Linked DNA regions of Homo sapiens: region 1 is linked to region 2. A link is an interaction called in ENCODE POLR2A ChIA-PET data of the cell type or tissue named here. Cell type or tissue: PC-9. All regions are shown on one strand. Links, peaks and the distances in the headings refer to the core of each region. The heading gives the core; the rest is flanking DNA. Region 1 holds the start of LOC124906276 (a long non-coding RNA gene). Region 2 overlaps KALRN (kalirin RhoGEF kinase).

Region 1 (8,735 bases), core at 310-8,309, 150 kb before region 2:
GTTGAGGTGGGAGGATCACTTGAGCCTGGAAGGTCGAAACTGCAGTGAGCAGTGATCATGCCACTGCACTCAAGCCTGGGCAACATAGTGAGTCCCTGTCTCAAAGAAAAAAGAAAAAAGAAAAAAAAAGAATTTCCATGTATTATTTCCATTCTGTTAATGTACAACATTTTGAAAAGATCTTCTGAAAATATAAGGACTATTCTTAGGAGAGAGGACAAGCTTCAGGCTGTTAGAGACTTTAAAACAAAAACATCGATTACTTTTGAACAGATAAGAAAATTGATCTTCCCTTTGAGAAATATCAAATCAGCCATCTGTTTTAGCTAAAACATGACTTAACCTATGGCTAATAATAGCAAACACATGCCTCCAGGAGGAATTAACTGGGGCATCCGGGTGATGAAACCAATTTCATTTAGAACTAGCTGGGGATTTAATCGGCCCATTATTGGGGGTCATGTTTAGCTTCACAAATTTCAATATAATAAAGCAAACTAGATTTCAGTTACTAGAGCTTATTTTGGACAATAATCGATATGATGAGAAACAATATATGCTAGTAAAACAAGACCAGGCTTGGAGTTGGGTAGCCCAGAATTTGAATCCTGGCTCCACACCTCCTAGTTGTGGGGCTTTAAGAAAGTTACTTAACCTCCCTGACCCTGAGTTTCCTTTACTGAAAATATACTTCAGGCTGGGTGAGATGGGTGGCTCACACCTGTAATCCCACACTTTGGGAGACTGAGGCAGGAGGATTGCTTGAGCCCAGGAATTTGAGACCAGCCTGGGCAACATAGTGAGAACTCCATCTCTACAAAACAACAACAAAAGATTCTTTTAAAAGTTTGCCAGGTATGGTGGTGTGCACCTGTAGTCCCAGCTACTTGGAAGACTGATCATCCTCCCCGCAAGCGTGGGAGGATAGCTTCTTAGGAGATTGAGGGTGCAGTGAGCTATGATACTGCCACTGCATTCCAGCCCTGGTGACAGAGACAGACCCTGTCTCAAAAAGAGAAAAAAGAAGACAAAAAGACAATATACTCAGCCTGGTGCAATGGCTCAGGCCTGTAATCTCAGCACTTTGGGAGGCTGAGGTAGGAGGATTGCTTGAGCCCAGGAGTTCAAGACCAGCCTGGGCAACATAGCAATAACCGATCTCTATCTTTTTTTTTTAAATCTGCTCAAACAGTATCTCATAGTGTTGTATGGATTAAATTAAATAATGTTTGTGTATTAAGCAGTAGAGCTCAAACAAACAAAAATAACATTTGTATATAGTATCTGCTTAGTATCTAGAATACTATAGATACTGAGATCATCATTATCATCATCACCATTACATAAATTTCCTTGGCTTTTTTTCTTCTGTTTGGCTACACAAAGAAGACAGGAAAGGAGAGGTAGAGTTTGTTTTTGATGAAAGGTGCTGTAACGGAAGGCAGTGAATGATATTGTGACTCCTGCCTAAGACACAGGCAGAAGGACCATTTTGGTTTCCTCTACAACGTCGGTCACAACCACGTCAGTTAAAAAATGTTATGCTTCACTGAGAAATGCTAATCAGAGCTAGAAATGATGTCAATGGCCCATCGTTAGTGGGTATTCTTTTATTTATACATCCGGGGGGAAGGATCTTACGGGTGGGCAACCTGTAAGATCTACCTACATTCCCTCACACAGACCACCTGGAGACCAAAGCATGCATAGGGATGAATGCCTTTTGTTTCTTTCCCATAGACTATTTTGTGGGCCAGGTGATAGATTTTTAATTTTTCTGTTAAAAGTCATATTTTTATCTGTTTTATTTTTGAGGACACACTAAATGTTCTCTAACCAAAATACTGCAAGTGAGAAAGAGAGAGAAAGAGAAAGGTATGGAGTGTATGTGTGTGGCAGGGGGAGGATTGGGATTAGAAATACTCATAAAATAATTAATGTGCTTGGTACACGGGCAATATAGAGATGTATATCCAACAATTAGTGATTGCACAGTCTTCCCAGGAACATGTGGAAATTTTTACAAAAAGTAACCATGTACTACTCATAAAGCAAGTCCAAACAAAAACCAAGGAATCAGTACCATATAGATTTTCTGACCACAATGCAAATTAAGTTAGAAATCAGTAATAAAAAGATACTTTAAAAAAACTCATACCTTTAAAAATCTCATATATATTAAAACATGTTTCCATTATAACCAGGTCAAAGAAAAATTCACAGTTGAAGACAACTACATATAACTTATAAGGAAAATACTGCATATCAAAACTCAGGACCTATAGCTAAAATTGTACTTTGAAGAAAATTTTGGGCCTTAATTTCTTATATTAGAAAAGAAGAAAGGTTGACAACTGATGAATGAAGCATCCAACTTAAGAAGTTAGAAAAAGAACAGTAGAAAATACAAACGAATATTTTAGTTTTTTTCTTGCTATGGAGAGAATTGCATTTGTAAAAGAAATAAACAATGACAACAACAAAAAGTTACTGTTCTGATGTGATGTTGCTAGGTGTTCATGAATGAAGGAATATAAAACTGTGTCATTACCTTCCAATTTCATTCAGCTCAGTGTAAGCTGAGTCAAAATTTTCCTTCCAAGAAATGGTGGCACCATCAGCAGCAGCATCTTCGGAAGAAAGAGAATCCATTTACAATATCGAGGATGTCATATAAGAATAAAGAAAAAATTAACAGAAAAGCTCCAGAGTAACCCCAAAGCAATTCTCATGACCAAATATGGAGTCTGACTCAGTGGGAAAATGCCATGATTCTCTGGAATGTTATTTTAAAAAATCATCCAAGGGGAAACTGACATGACAGAGTCAGCTTCTCTCTCCCATCTACTTAAACAAAGGGAAAACGCAGTACAATCAGAAATATGACTTATGGATATTTTATAAGATAAATTTAGGAGAAAAATTTAAAAGGGATAAAAGAACACTTTGAAGACCTAGAAAAGCTCGTGAAAATCAGGGGTGTAAGGAGGATGCAGAGAGAGAAGGGAAAAGTTACAAGGTCAAGAAAGGAGAAAAGGAAAAGACATTTTAGAAATTTCTCTTTCTAACCTGAGCCACATAGCAAGACCCTGTCTCTACAAAAAAATCAAAAACTAGCCAGGTATGGTGGTGTACACTTGTAGTCCCAGCTACTCAGGAGGCTGAGGTTGGAGGATCACTTGAGCTCAGGAGGTCGAGGCTGCAATGAGCTATGATCGCGCCACTGCACTCCAGCCTGGGAGACAGAGCGAGACCCTGTCTCCAAAAAAAAAAAAAAAAGAAAGAAAGAAAGAAAAAGAAAAAATTATCTTCTTATCCCGCTCTTCTCAGGCATTAATGAGCTTATCTGGTATACTGAAGGATTTAGCTTAACCCACAATATATGCCTGAGTAGATTCTTTGGCAGTATTACCTTGTGTGATGTGTCAATTCCTTGGCAATGATTCACGCACGCGTGCACACACACACGCACACAGAGCAAGCACAGCAATACGCATTTGTGTCATCTGTTGGGGACCAAGGTTCACAAATAGCAAAACACACAGCATCATCCGGGGCTGGAGCAAGTGAGCAGCCTGGGAGGAGAGGGGTCACATGAGCAGCTTGGCTCAGCTGACCCTGGAGCCAGTTCCCTCAGGTTTCCCAGAGCACAGCCTGGCTGAGACTGAAGGCGGCTTATCCATCTTGAATTCTGAGGAAACAGAGACCCAGGGCGTAGGTTTCTGCAAGAGTCACAGGCTCGTGGGAACAAAGTCAAAGTCACTGGGAGAAAACCGGGCTGACTGTGGGACTGGAACTGGAGAGCATTTCTGGATTCAGGTGGGGGCAGAGGTGATTTAGAGGGTTTCCCAAACCCCTCTGGAGACTCCAGAATTCCCTTAACCCTAAGGCACACAGGTCCATGGTCTTTCGAGTACAGTCAGCTGCCCCCCACCCACTGCTCTCCCCAGTACACACAGACCACTCCCTTGCACTGCCCAAAATCTCACCATTTGGAGATTTCTTTAGGATAGCCAAGTTTTCTCTTTCAAAATGTCCCTGGGACGAAGATGTTTTGGGCAAAATAAGAACCTTATTTGTAAAATACTCATATTTAGCTAGCTATATGTGTATCTTAGTTACTTTTTCAACAAATCTACATAAAATTATACCCATGTTGAAAAAAGAAATTCTGGGATGATTGGGGGTGAGGAAACTATGAAATCCTCATGTTGTAATGAAGTCCTTCAGCCAGGTTGCTTTTCTTTCCCCCATTTGAAGTGGGTGAGTCCCTCATGCAGGGAGGTACATTTACGGCTGGCAGGGGTGCCCGGGTGGGAGGAGGCTTTGTATTACTGTCTCAGAAGAGGGGCAGAGAACATCCACAGGACTCATGACTCCTGCCTGTAACTCTCCATTCCTGGGGACATACTCATTCCCCAGGGAACTTGGCAGGTGCAGGGGTAGGCATGGGTGCAGACCTAACATTTGCCCAAGATGCTTGGAGCTATACTTTACAGAAACATTCTTCTTAGTCCTCTAAAAGGTGCCTCTTGCATGGTGGCCTGACATGTCAACGTGCCCAGGAGTCTGTGACAGGCAGCCAGGTGCCTCAATCCCACTGCCTGGGGGGCCAGGGCTGGGCTGGGACTCACCATATTCTGGAAGTCGCACAAACTCCGAGGGCTCGCTGGGAAGGCTGATTCCCCAGGGGTTACTGGCACTGACTCTGAACTGATAAGGACACCCGGGACTAAGGTCTTCGATGACGAGGTAAGTGTCCAAGGTCGAAGCCACTGACTGCTGCCAGATCTGAGAACCTAGTGTACAGTTTCCCAGGAGAGGGAAAGAGAAAAGCCAAAGGGATATTGTTTCAAAGACCTTCAGCAAACAAAGACAGGAAAATAGACACATTCAATTCAAGGGATGCTTGTGGTTACCGTGTCAGGCTCTGAAAGCCTGTAGGCTAACTATGGTAGTTTGGATTCGGTTTCCTAAATGACGGAATAAATGGTGAGAGGCGTGGAAGAAGCTGGCCTATAGATTCTGTTCACTTTCAAATGTGCAAGTGCCAGAGTAAAAAGACATAGATAATACAGAATTTACAGGGGACACATGGCAAACTTTTAATAAGGCCAGAAGAGTATATTTTTAGTTAATAACATGAGAGAAAATATGCATTTGGAAATGGAAACAAAATGGAAAGTAACATGTATTGAACACTACGTACACGTAAAATACTGTGGAAGGTGTTTTCAACATAATTCTCTCATAGTTAAATGAGATTTAAGACAGAAAGTTAATTCTGTCTTAAATCCACAGAAACCCAGTGAGGTAGAGACCGCTAATCTTACTTTACAGATGTAGAAACTGAGCCTCAGAAATATTGAACAATTTGCCCAAGAGAACTTAGTTAATGAGCTGAACTATGAACTGGATAATGCTAAGGTAAACATGAACTTTGTAAAATGTGTCTCCCAGCTCACTATTAATACTTTTGTGCTAACCTGGGAGACACAAGAGTGAACAGCTTAAGAAGGATGCAGAAATAAATGGGTTTATAACTGCATAGGGCCTGTTTAATAAGAAAGAAGGAGAAAGAAGAGTTAAAATAATAAGCATAATGGAAAGTAGAATAAAACAAATGGTTTTGGTTCGGGGGATAGGGTAGCAAGCACTTGCTTTCAGTTCAATTGTGTAATTCCTAATGTTATTCAGAGTAATTGTGTTATTACTGTGAATAACTGTAGTTGTGTTATTAACAATTAGAGCTATCTGGCAGCTTCTTATTTTAACTAATTCTTGCTAACTAGATGGAAGTCTCAGTTGTTTCTAACTGCTGAAGAAATATATTCACTTTTAGCATGTAAATGTAACAAATTTTAACAGTTTAAATTGCACAATTTTAAACGGCACAATTAAAAAATATATATTCTCTTAATTTTATCTGGGGATAGGGGGTGTAGAACTCCACCCGTACTACACTAGTTATTTCTCTGGGAGAAAGATCACAAATTATCCAAGTAGACATCTGGGTTCTAGTGCTAGCTCTGCCTCTCACTAACTATAATCTTGTGTTTCTTAACTTTCTTTAGGCCTCAGCCTCCCACTCTGTAAAATGGGATTGATCATCCCTGTCTGGGTGATCGAGCATGTTAAGTAGGGATACATGCATGAAGACACCTTGAAACCTGCCCTGGGTCATAAATATGTCAGGGAGGTTTGGATCATCTTAGCCAAAACAGCTGCTCGACATCTGGGATCAGAAGGCAGCTGTAATCTGGCACTGAGGCCTCTGTGCTGAGTTGGAAGACACAACAAGGAACAACTTCTGAAAGATGAGGAGGCTAATATGTTCACAATTCTGAAGGACCTCCTAGAGACGAAGAGAAGACAGAAAAACAAGAGCAGGAGGCCGGGCGCGGTGGCTTACGCCTGTAATCCCAGCACTTCCGGAGGCTGAGGCAAGTGGACTGTTTGCGCTCAGGAGTTTCACAGCAGCCAGCAGCCTGGGCAGCATAGTGAGACCCTGTCTCTACTAAAAATACAAAAATTAGCCGGGTGTGGTGGTGTGCGCTTTAGTCCCAGCTACTCAGGAGGCTGAGGTGGGAGGTTGGCTTGAGCCCAGGAGGTGGAGGCTGCAGTGAGCCCACATTGCACCACTGCACTCCAGCCTGGGTTGATGGAGCCAAACCCTGTCTCAAAAAAAATAAACAATAAAAATAAAGGAAAATAAAAGTGGCTCATGCCTGTAATCCCAGCACTTTGGGAGGCCAAGGTGGGAGGATCACGTTAGCCCTGGCGTTTGAGACCAGCCTGGGCAATATAGCAATAGCCTGTCTCTATTCAAATTTTTGAAAAAATGGTTAGCATGGTAAATTTTATTATGTGTGTTTTACTGCAATTTTAAAAATAAATGTTTTAAAAGAAGAGAAAAGAAAAAGAAGAGCAGGAGATAGTGCACCTTCCTCTCTGTACTCCACAGTGTAACCAGAAATAGTGCAGTTTCCTGTGCTGGAGGGGGGCAGCCAGCGGAGAATCACGGAGGTGCAGCTTCTCTCCTGGGCAATGGGGCGGTTAGGGGCTGCTGGAACACCTATGGAGACAGAAATCAGGATCAGGTGCTATTTCTGCAGAACTTGGCATTTTACACCAAGGTATAAGTCATCTAGGAAACATTACCTAACCGATGTCACAATTTTTTCCTGTGACCTTCTCCACCAAGTGGCATACCTTTCTCCAGGCCCAAGGCAGATGTGGGAGACACACCATGCTGTCTGAAGTTCTTCCTTGGGCTAAATACTGCACCCTGAAGATAAAGCTTGGCCAGGGAACTAACATGTTGATGGTAGGTTTATGGTAGGCCACAGACAGCTCTTAGCAAAGATTCGTTCTCGTCTCATTTGCCAGAACTTTATTTTTGAATTTTTACAATGGACATTTTCTCCCCCAGGTCGCAGGGAGCCCTTATAATGTTCACTTAAAACGTAGTGCCAGGTGTGCTGGCTGACGCCTATAATCCTAGCACTTTGGGATGCCAAGGCAGGAGGATCACTTGAGCCCAGGAGTTCGAGGCTCCATCACTACAAAAAGTTTAAAAAATGAGCTGGGCATGGTGGCACATGCCTATAGTCCTAGCTAGTTGGAAGGCTGAGGTGGGAGGATAGCTTGAGCCTGGGAGGTTGAGGCTGCAGTGAGTGGTGTCATGCTACTGCACTCCAGCCTGAGCGACAGAGCAAGACCCTGTCTCAAGAAAAAATAAAGTTTGAGTAACACAAATTGATAGAGACAGAAAGTAGAGCAGTGGTGGCCAAGAAGCACTGGGGAGGAGGGAATGGGGAGTCATTGTTCAACAGGTACAGATGCAGTTTCAGAAAGATGGGAAGATGAAAAAGTTCTGTGGATGGATGGTGGTGATGGTAACCCAAAAATGTGGATGTACTTAATGCCACTGAACTGTACACTTATTTATTTATTTTTAAGCTGTACATTTAAGATGGTTCAGATGGGATGGGCACAGTGGCTCATGCCTGCAATCCCAGCACTTTGGGAGGCCAAGACGGGAGGATTGCGTTAGCCTTGGAGTTTGAGACCAGCCTGGGCAACATAGCGAGACCCTGTCTCTATTTGAATTTTTTAAAAAATGGTTAAGATGGTAAATTTTATTGTGTGTTTTACTGAAATTTAAAAAATAAATGTTTTAAAAAGTATTGTAGAAAACACAGCAAAATCCCATCTCTACAAAAAATGCAAAAAAAATTAGCGAGGCATGGTGGTGCATGTCCAGCTAATCGGGAGGCTGAGGTGGTTGGAGTGCTTGAGCCTGGGAGGTCAAGGCTGCCATGAACAGAGATCATGCCTGGGCAGCAGAGCAAGAACCTGTCTAAAAATATATATATATTTCAAAAGGTTTGACTAACAAAGAGGCTGTACCTTGCACTTTGACTGTTGCAGACGTTGATGTGGTCCCGTGGTCATTTGTTGCTATGCAGGTATAAATCCCACTGTCTTGGGGCATCAGATTACAGATCTTCAGGGTGATTTCTCCAGAATCACTAGGGACACCAAAAGGATGCTCTTCAGACTCCAGTAATGAGACACTTGACTGCTGGGTAAAATCCCATAGGGTTGGCCCATGGTGTGCTGAGCTGAGAGTCCTCAGGCCCGAGGTCAGTCCCTGGTCTGTGAGCTACCTACCACCCTGTTTCTCTACATCCCCAGTTCCTTATATGGAAAAAAATTTTCTGGCCATGCCC
Region 2 (8,735 bases), core at 287-8,286:
GTTCACCAGAAATGATCATTTTCATTTAGGTCTATTTTTACATGATTAATATTTGGGGATTAACTGAACCTCCTTCTTGTATAAACTGTGTGAGCTAGATTGTCCCTTTGAGCTTCCTCATGTTATGGAAAAGACACAGTTATTCTGTGATGGTTTCCCAATGGCATCCAGAGAGTGAGGACAGGACCCCTGAAGAATTCTCCTGTTGTCATTTCAGAGCTTCCATTTGTGCACCTCTGTGTCTCTGCTCCATTCTCCAAGGCAGCATAGCCTCGTTTAGGGCATGGGCTCTGCAGCTCCTCACCAACTGTGTGACCAGGAGCAAGTTACTTCACCTCTTTGTCTCAATTTCTTCATCTGTCAAATGGGGATAATGACAGTATCTACTTCACAGCTTGTTGTGAAGATTAAATGAGATAGTATTAAAGCACCTAGGATAGTGCCTTAAGCAGAGAGAGCTAAATGATTGTCTAAAAAATAAGTTCTGGGCTGGGCGCAGTGGCTCGTGACTGTAATCCCAGCATTTCGGGAGGCCGAGGGCGGTGGATCACTTGAGGTCAGGAGTTCCAGACCAGCCTGGCCAACATGTTGAAACCCTGTTTCTAATAAAAATACAAAAAATTAGCCAGGTGTGGTGGTGCACACCTGTATTCCCAGCTACTCAGGAGGCTGAGGCAGGAGAATTGCACAAACCTGGGAAGCAGAGGTTGCAGTGAGCCGAGATCATGCCATTGCACTCCAGCCTGGGAGTCACAGTGAGACTCCCTCTCAAAGAAAAAAAAAAATTCTGGCGGTATTAGTGAATTATTATTTAAATTTGGGAGGAAAGGAGTACAGAAGAAATTTTAAACATCAATTTTGATGGCATGTTGTTTGGTAACAGACTGTATCAACTGTATATATGCATATACATTATTATGTAAGTGAATCCTTTTTTTTAAAGTAATCTTCATGGAGTTTTGCCCTAACTAGAAGAACTGACCCTGAGGCTCACTAGGGAAGGTGACTCAGACCTCCCTCAAATCAGCACATACTTTTCCTGTTATGATAAAAACAAAGACATGGTGGGACCGAGGAATCCCTTATGCAAAATGAGGATTCACTCTTGCCTCTTCATTCCGCATTGCTTTCCAGGAAGCTTCCATGTGAAGAAGCCCCCTTACCCCAGAATCTGATACCTGCCCTCAATACTTGCCAACTGAGCCTTCTAACTGTGAATACTGACTTCTGACACTGCCTTGCAGAGCACTTGGATCTGATACTCTTGACAGAGGGGGAGCTGTGCCCAAGAGCGCCCATCAGATAAGTCCGACCTCCTCTTCCTCCCCTGGCTGCCTGCCCTGCAACTTCTTCCATCTGATCATCTGATTCCTCCACAACTCTTAGCCAGCCTTAGGCACCAAGTTCACATGAATTAACATCTACATATGAACAGCCTCACAGGAGGCCAGAGCTGGCTGGCAAAAAATGTAAAGCTGGAGCATATCTACTTGGCACAGTTTCAAGGGCACCGTGAAGTCCTGCCAACTCCTGTGCAAAAACTGTCTTTCTCTCCTCCCCTCAACACTCCCTGCACCTGCTGCTAATGCCTGGAATTCCTCCATCAGAAAGTGATTTCATTTAATTAGGTAATGTCCCTTAACATGAAACACCTCAAACCAGACTATGATTCCCTTCCAAATGCAAAAAGATGAGATGCACCACACAAGTGACATGCAGCTGTACTTTAAGCATGAAAATGCTCATAATAGCATTTTTTCAAATGAAGAAAATTTTACAACAATAACATCACCGCCCCCCTGCCCCAATACTAAAATATAAAAATCTACCCAGTGGGAAGTGGATGAGGGTTAAAAAGCTACCTATTGGGTACTATGCTCACTATCTAGGTGACGGGATCATTTGTACCCAAAACCTCAGCATCACACAATATACCTAGGTGACAAAACTGCATGTGTAACCCTTGAATCTAACATGGAAGTTGAAATTACTTAAAAAACCTAACAGGAAGGGAATGGTTAAATAATTATGATATATCTACTAAGTGAGTAATTAATTATGCAGCCATTAGATTATTTATAAAGCTTTGTAATAGCTTAAATACTTATATAAAGTAAAAAATTTTTTAAGAGGACAAGACGTACAGTTGTATATATAACTGTGTGAACATCATCAACAACTTAGCAACCCTATTCATAGGAAACAGAAGGAAAATTCGTTGAAATGTTAACACTGGTATTGTTGGGTGGTGCACTCTGGGTAATTTTCCCTCTGGCTTTCTGATCTCCAGTATTGCCCAGTGTTTCTCACATAAGTGCTGCTTTATAATGAAAGTAATGATAACATCAACAATAACAATCTCTAAAACAAATCAACAAAGGTAATGGGGAAAAATGCAAATATTTCAAGGAGGTGTAACACTTTGAGGGGAGAAATGGGGGAGCGGATAGACAGTTTCCAATTTTGCTCTAGGGCCACTATAGAAGCTTCAGGAAAGCCCCAAATTGCTGATGATGCTTTAGTATAGCTGCTTCAAATCCTTCCTCTACTAAACTTCTGTCCTCGCCCTACTATAAAACTCTGAAGGCTTCTCCAGAAACTAGGTTCCATTAAAAGAGCTTAGTGCTGTGCTTTTATCTTGAATTGATTATAATTTTTTTTTTAGCAAATGTGTAAAGCAATGTCTGGGCATTTAGGAACATTGTCGTGGAGCTCTGGGATTTCATCAGTTTGTATGTTGGAAGCCCATGGAGCTGCCAGGTCCAATTAAGAGGCTAAAGCTTACAATTTACTTTATCTTTGCTTGCTGGAACTGTGGCTTCTACTAACTGCAACTGAAGGAGCTGTTTGGTTTAGTTGTTTCCCATGGTGTGTAAATGAGCACCATGGTCCCCTGGTCTTGCAGGTCTTGTGAATTGCATAGTAATTAATAGTGGGAAGAATGCAGGAGTGGGAATCAGGAGGCCTTGGTGCTGGTGCAGGTTTTACCCATGTATGACACTCAGCAAACCCCTTCCCTTCTTCATACCTAAATTTCCTCATTTTTAAGATGAGGAAATTGGACTCCAGGGCTGCTTCCAGTTTTAATATTTGATAAATAGAGTAGTTTCTATATTGAATCTCTAACACACAGTGCTACTGAATTTTCTTGAGCACTTATCATTAATGTGTTGCCTTGTTTACATAAATTATGTGTTACTCTTATCCTATGTAAGATACAGAAGAGCAGAGCATTCCGTCTTGCTCATGGTCCTATCTCCCGAGTTTAGAGCAATGCCTGGCACACAGCAGGTGATAAATATCTGTTGAATGCGCGAGTGAATAAATTCCATGAATTATTGCCTGATATATAACTGAGATGCCTAGTTACAATGTCTGAGAGGTGTCTCCCATTGGCTGCCCACCTATTCCTATTAGTATCTTACAGATAACTGTTAATTTTTTTTTCTCAGCCCCTTTCAACCAAATTTATCTTGCCCTTTAATCATGTGACTATATCTCCATGAATTCCTAAACCTGACAAAAACAACATAAGGTGTTAGTGGGGGGAGACACAAATCCACAAGAACAAAGAGAATGGGAGGTAGTAAACAAGATAACTTTATTTATTTATTTATTTATTTATTTATTTATTTATTTATTTATTTATTTTGGGACAGAGTCTCGCTCTGTCACCCAGGCTGGAGTGCAGTGGTGCGATCTCCGCTCACTGCAAGCTCTGCCTTCCGGGTGCACGCCATTCTCCTGACCTCGTGATCCGCCCACCTCGGACTCGCAAAGTGCTGGGATTACAGGCGTGAGCCACTGCGCCGGGCTGAGAACTTTTTTTTTTCTTTAATGATAGAAAGCAGATGCAAGAATGATACTGACTTGGTAGAATGAGAAGATGAGATTCAAGCTCCTGCCAGTTATCTCTGCTCAACCCTCAGACAGCCCCAGGGAGTGGAAGCACCAGACGGCACTGAGGATGGACCTACAGGTGGGGCTAAAACAGGAAGATGGGACTCCTAGATCCCTCTTCTATCCTATGCGCACTTTCCTGAAAAATGAAATTCAGTGAAGGCTTAAATGTAGAATGGAGAGATGGCTAGTATCCTTGTCCCTCTTGGATCCCAGAATGCTAGCAGCCACATATAAACATGTTAGGGAGATTTTAGAATCATTCATGGGAGAAACCAAAAGATGTACAGATACTCAAATACTGACACTTAGAGATCCCTCTCTGCTCCCAAAACCTCCAGTGTCCTGCCAGATCACTTCACAGTGAGAACTTTAAGTCAACAAGTTCCTTCCTTTACACAGAATATTGAGTCAGCCTTTGTGCCTCAGTCATAAATGTGAATATTCAGCTATAGATTACCAGACTTTTCAGAAAAACCTCTCTAACAGAGACCAAAATAAATAAACAGAAAAAGGACCAGGAACTCAGAGGAAACAAAATGCAAGCAGGACAATAAAACATCAGTAACACTATAAAATCCTCAGAAAGATAAGAGAGGATATTGTATCCATGAAAAAAGAACAAGCTGTTACATAAAGGGAAAAAGTTGTAGAGTGAGAAAGAGCTCTCAGAAGTTAAAAATGTTATGGCTGAAATGAGACATTTCATAGATGAGTTGCAAGATAATGTCAAGGAAATTTTCCAGAAAATGGAACAACAACCCTGAAAAAGGAGAATGTAATCTGAGGGCCTTTTGGTCAAGTTGTGCTGCTGGCTTCCTTTGAGCATGTAGCCTACTAAAAACCCCAACTTAATTCACAGGGGCTTCTCAAACCTCCACCTCCCAGGTCAAGTGATTCTCCTGCCTCTGCCTCCCAAGTAGCTGGAATTACAGGCGCATGCCACCAAACCTGGCTAATTTTAGTATTTTTAGTGGAGATGGGGTTTCGCCATGTTACCCAGGCTGGTCTCGAACTCCTGGGCTGAAGTGATCCTCCCACCCTGGCCTCCCAAAGTGCTAGAGTTACAGGCGTAAGCCACGGTGCCTGGCCTGTGCCTGTTCTTTATCTCTGTACTCCCTGCCTAGGCTTCAGAGAACATCTAACTAGACACTGACTCAAGTTTGGGTGAGAAGGGCAGAGCCATACTCTCCTCGGGGAAAGAAGAGGCAGTAGTAGCAACTGGTATTTATTCTCCCTTCTATCTTCATCTCATTGCCCCTGGGGAACCCACACAAGTTGTCAATAGAGATGCGGCTGGGAGGATTAACCCACTGGCAACTTTGCCTCTGCAACACTGACCCTCAGGCTGGAGGTAACTGTCCAACTGTCCTGTCTACAGGGAGGCATCTCCTGGCTCCTTTGTGCTTAACTGAGGCTGTCTATACTGCTGTTTTGATTGTGCTTGCACAGGAAGGCATTTCCTGCAACACACCCTATAGCTTTGGAAGGAGGAAAGAGCTCATAGACATGATTCTGAAAATCCCAAGGCTACCTATAGAAGAGGGAGGAGAGGTGGCTGGGTGAAACCTGATCAAAAAGAGCAATTCATGGTTAGAGAGAGAGAAGAAGTTACGGGCTTCTCTGAAAGCCCCAGGCATTCCTGCAAATTGTCTACTGTATGGACTGTGCAACACTGGAAAACTGAGCTTCAGAGGAAACCAGGCCAAAGACCAGAGACGATTTTCACAGAAGTGCAAAATGTCATCAAACCTCAGTTATTCAGATGTGGGTAACCATTTCCCTTTCTGTGGATTACTGGGTCTGGAGCTAGACTGCTTAGGTTTGAATCTGTCTCAATCGCTACTATCTGTATCATCTGGAGCAAGTTAATTAGTCTCTCTTTGGCTCATTTTCCTTATCTGTAAAGTAGGAATCATATTAATTCCTGCCATATAGAGTTATTGGAAGGATTACATTAACACAGGTAAACCCTGATATGCATTACATGCTTAATAGATGTTATATATTGTTTATCCAGTAATCATAACTTGGCATGCACTTGAGATGTGTTTTCTTGCACTGATATCTTGTGTCGAGGGAGTAGAAATCCATTTCCAGGGCTGGGCGCGGTGGCTCACGCCTGTAATCCTAGCACATCAGGAGGCCGAGGTAGGCAGATCACCTGAGGTCAGGAGTTCGAGACCAGCCTGGTCAACATGGTGAAACCCTGTCTCTACCAAAAATACAAAAATTAGCCGGGCATGGTGGCGGGCGCCTGCAATCCCAGCTACTTGGGAGGCTGAGGTGGGAGAATCACTTGAACCTGGGAGGCGGAGGTTGCAGTGAGCAGAGATTGCACCACTGCACTCCAGCCTGGGCGACAAGAGTGAAACTCCATCTCAAAAAACAAACAAACAAAAATAAATCAATTTCCAAAGCACCCTTAATGACATATCTTGAGATAATCTGGCAGACTAGAAAGAAAAAAATAGTAAACTATTCCCAAACCCACGGTTCAAAGATTTAGTACCCTAAATTTAGGCTATAATTTCCCTTTGTAGGGCCACGGATGTGACTTTCTGCTCTTCCTATACTGGGCATCCTAGAGAAACAACAGATTGGAATCAGACTGGGAAGAGAATTCTTGGAACTGGTTGCCAAATCAGGGTAGATAATACATGTTTATTTACACTGTGGTTGTAGGGTGGAGGTCAAGGTATCCAGTCACACATAGAAACCTGGCAAACTAATTCCTGGAAAGAGGCCAAGCTCTCCTCTGGTTGACCAGGAAACTCTGGTTGGTCTAATTATTGTTAGGTAATCTGGGGACGGGCAGCCTGTCTGCCAGGACTGGAGATGGGAAGAGGGCACATGCGGAGCACCTGAGAGGGGAACAACCTGCCTCTGTAAGGGGTCTGGCTGGGAGCGGGGTGACTTACAGATTCGTGTTCAGAAGAAACAGCGCATTCTAAATGCTTTGATTCAGAAAGCAAATACTCCTGGTCACTGTCTCTCAGGCCAGAAGAAATGTCAGCAGACATCTTGTTAATTTTTCATCCTCAGGCAGACTAAGATAATAATTAACATCTGTATGGCCCTTTATAGTTTATAAACTATTTCATAGACATCATCTGACCCTCATAGATCTCATAAGGTTGGCATTATCATCCAATTTTATAGATGAGGAAATTGAGGCTCAGAGAGGTAAAATGACTAGCTAAAGATTGCATCCTAATAGCTAACTGCAAAGGCAGGACTCCAAGCCTAATGAGTCCAGCCTCCTCATCCATGCACTTATTCTTCTTCACCAGCCAGCTGCTGTGCTGGGCATGGGGCATACAGCAGTCAGGGAGACAGCTGTGATGTCCCTACCTGCACCATGCTTACAGTCTCTAAGGAGACACACATCACGTGTATGCATGCTGAATGTGACAACAGGAGAAATGAGGGATGCTGGCCCAGGGTTGGGGAATGGGGTCCCTCAGAAAGTGATTGGCTCTTACCAGTGCTGCCTCAGTCCATTGCTCCACTTGCTACTGCTGTGGTTGTGTCTTCTCAGAGCTGTTTATCTTGTTAGTTTGTGAGCCCTCCCTTGGCTGCAACAGTCAATAACATCTTCACGCCCGCTTAGCTAGGAGCCAGCAGGACCCTCGAGCATCTGCCTCTTTCTAGGTCAGTTGCTGAGCACCACCAACATGAGCCCATCTCCAGCTGTGCTGGCACCACCCCAGATCCAGCACATGTGCCCAGCAATGAGTAGAATTGGTATCAGCAACGGAAAGGGTTCCCAGCATCTTAAAGCATCTTCATGTCAAGTTTTTGCCCTCAGCAAATTACTGTTAGGGTTTCCCCTTATCCCTGACCTTACCTTCTTCAGTGTAAAGACAGGCCTTTATCTATGACCCCATACTTTCCATTTGCTCAGGTTAACCCACTTACTGGGTGAGTCCTAATGTGATTTTCTGCTCCCATCTGCTATTGTTGGTTGGTTTTGCTTTGGGACTGACTGCTTCCCCATGCCTCACCTCTGGTTCATGACATCATGCCTCCTTTGTCTCCTCCTCTCACCATCCTCTCTGGATACCAACCATCATGACATGCCCTCTAGGGAACACTTTGTACTGTTCCCTTGAACATGTGCATGGTTTATGATCCAGCTCCATCTTAACTTTTTATTTATTTATTTATTTATTTTGAGACGGAGTCTTGCTCTGTCACCCAGGCTGGAATGCAGTGGTGCGATCTCGGCTCACTGCAAGCTCCATCTCCCGGGTTCATGCCATTCTCCTGCCGCAGCCTCCCGAGTAGCTGGGACTACAGGCGCCCACCACCACGCCCGGCTAATTTTTTGTATTTTTAGTACAGACGGGGTTTCACCGTGTTAGCCAGGGTGGTCTCGATCTCCTGACCTCATGATCTGCCCACCTCGGCCTCCCAAAGTGCTGGGATTACAGGCGTGAGCCACTGCGCCTGGTCTTAACTTCTTAATTTTCAATTCAGACTGGCTCTCCAGGGACAAAAAGAGTAAAGGCAGAGGTCTAGTGGCACTAAGTAGCCACTAGAGGGAAGCAAAAGCTAGGCTTTTCTAAAGGAAACACGTGCTTGGGTTCCTTGATCAGAAGACTGGTCCCAAAGAGACTCATACTACACTGGCTAGGGCAACCACCAGCCCTCAGAGGAAATATAAGACAAAAAAAATTGCATACAGTAGGTGGCACATATTGGGGGCCCAATACATGTTTCCTGGATGAAATTCCTAATTTTAGAAATGAGAAAGCAGAGACTAGGGCAAGTAATGGGATCTGATCACAAAACTAGGTAGCATCGGGGCCCAGTCTTGCAGATTCTCTTTC

Evidence for each region. Peaks named below come from ENCODE experiments on the same cell type or tissue, not always from the same donor. Only the 100,000 strongest peaks of a DNase experiment are listed, where the experiment ranks them.
Region 1: POLR2A ChIA-PET joins it to region 2 with 10 read pairs; 4 of 35 experiments call an interaction of 5 or more read pairs at or near these places.

Annotation. Positions count from the first base shown.
Region 1 is chr3:124,695,933-124,704,667 of GRCh38, reverse strand. KALRN (kalirin RhoGEF kinase) reads right to left here. Exons shown (of 60, transcript NM_001388419.1): 54 at 8,413-8,534; 55 at 6,944-7,075; 56 at 4,635-4,799; 57 at 2,552-2,630. LOC124906276 (a long non-coding RNA gene) reads left to right here and starts at 3,645. Exons shown (of 3, transcript XR_007096039.1): 1 at 3,645-3,819; 2 at 4,515-4,752; 3 at 6,075-6,717. In PC-9, for the core only: no CTCF peak of the experiment used is centred there; no DNase peak of the experiment used is centred there; H3K27me3 peaks cover 475 bases.
Region 2 is chr3:124,550,331-124,559,065 of GRCh38, reverse strand. All of the region lies in intron 33 of KALRN (kalirin RhoGEF kinase), which reads right to left. LOC105374076 (a long non-coding RNA gene) reads left to right here. Exons shown (of 4, transcript XR_001740872.2): 3 at 3,845-3,979. Among named protein-coding and RNA genes, the nearest start is that of UMPS, 180 kb to the left of the region's middle. RefSeq lists a silencer at 3,185-3,376. In PC-9, for the core only: a CTCF peak has its summit at 8,199; a DNase peak (open chromatin) is centred at 6,625; H3K27me3 peaks cover 4,154 bases.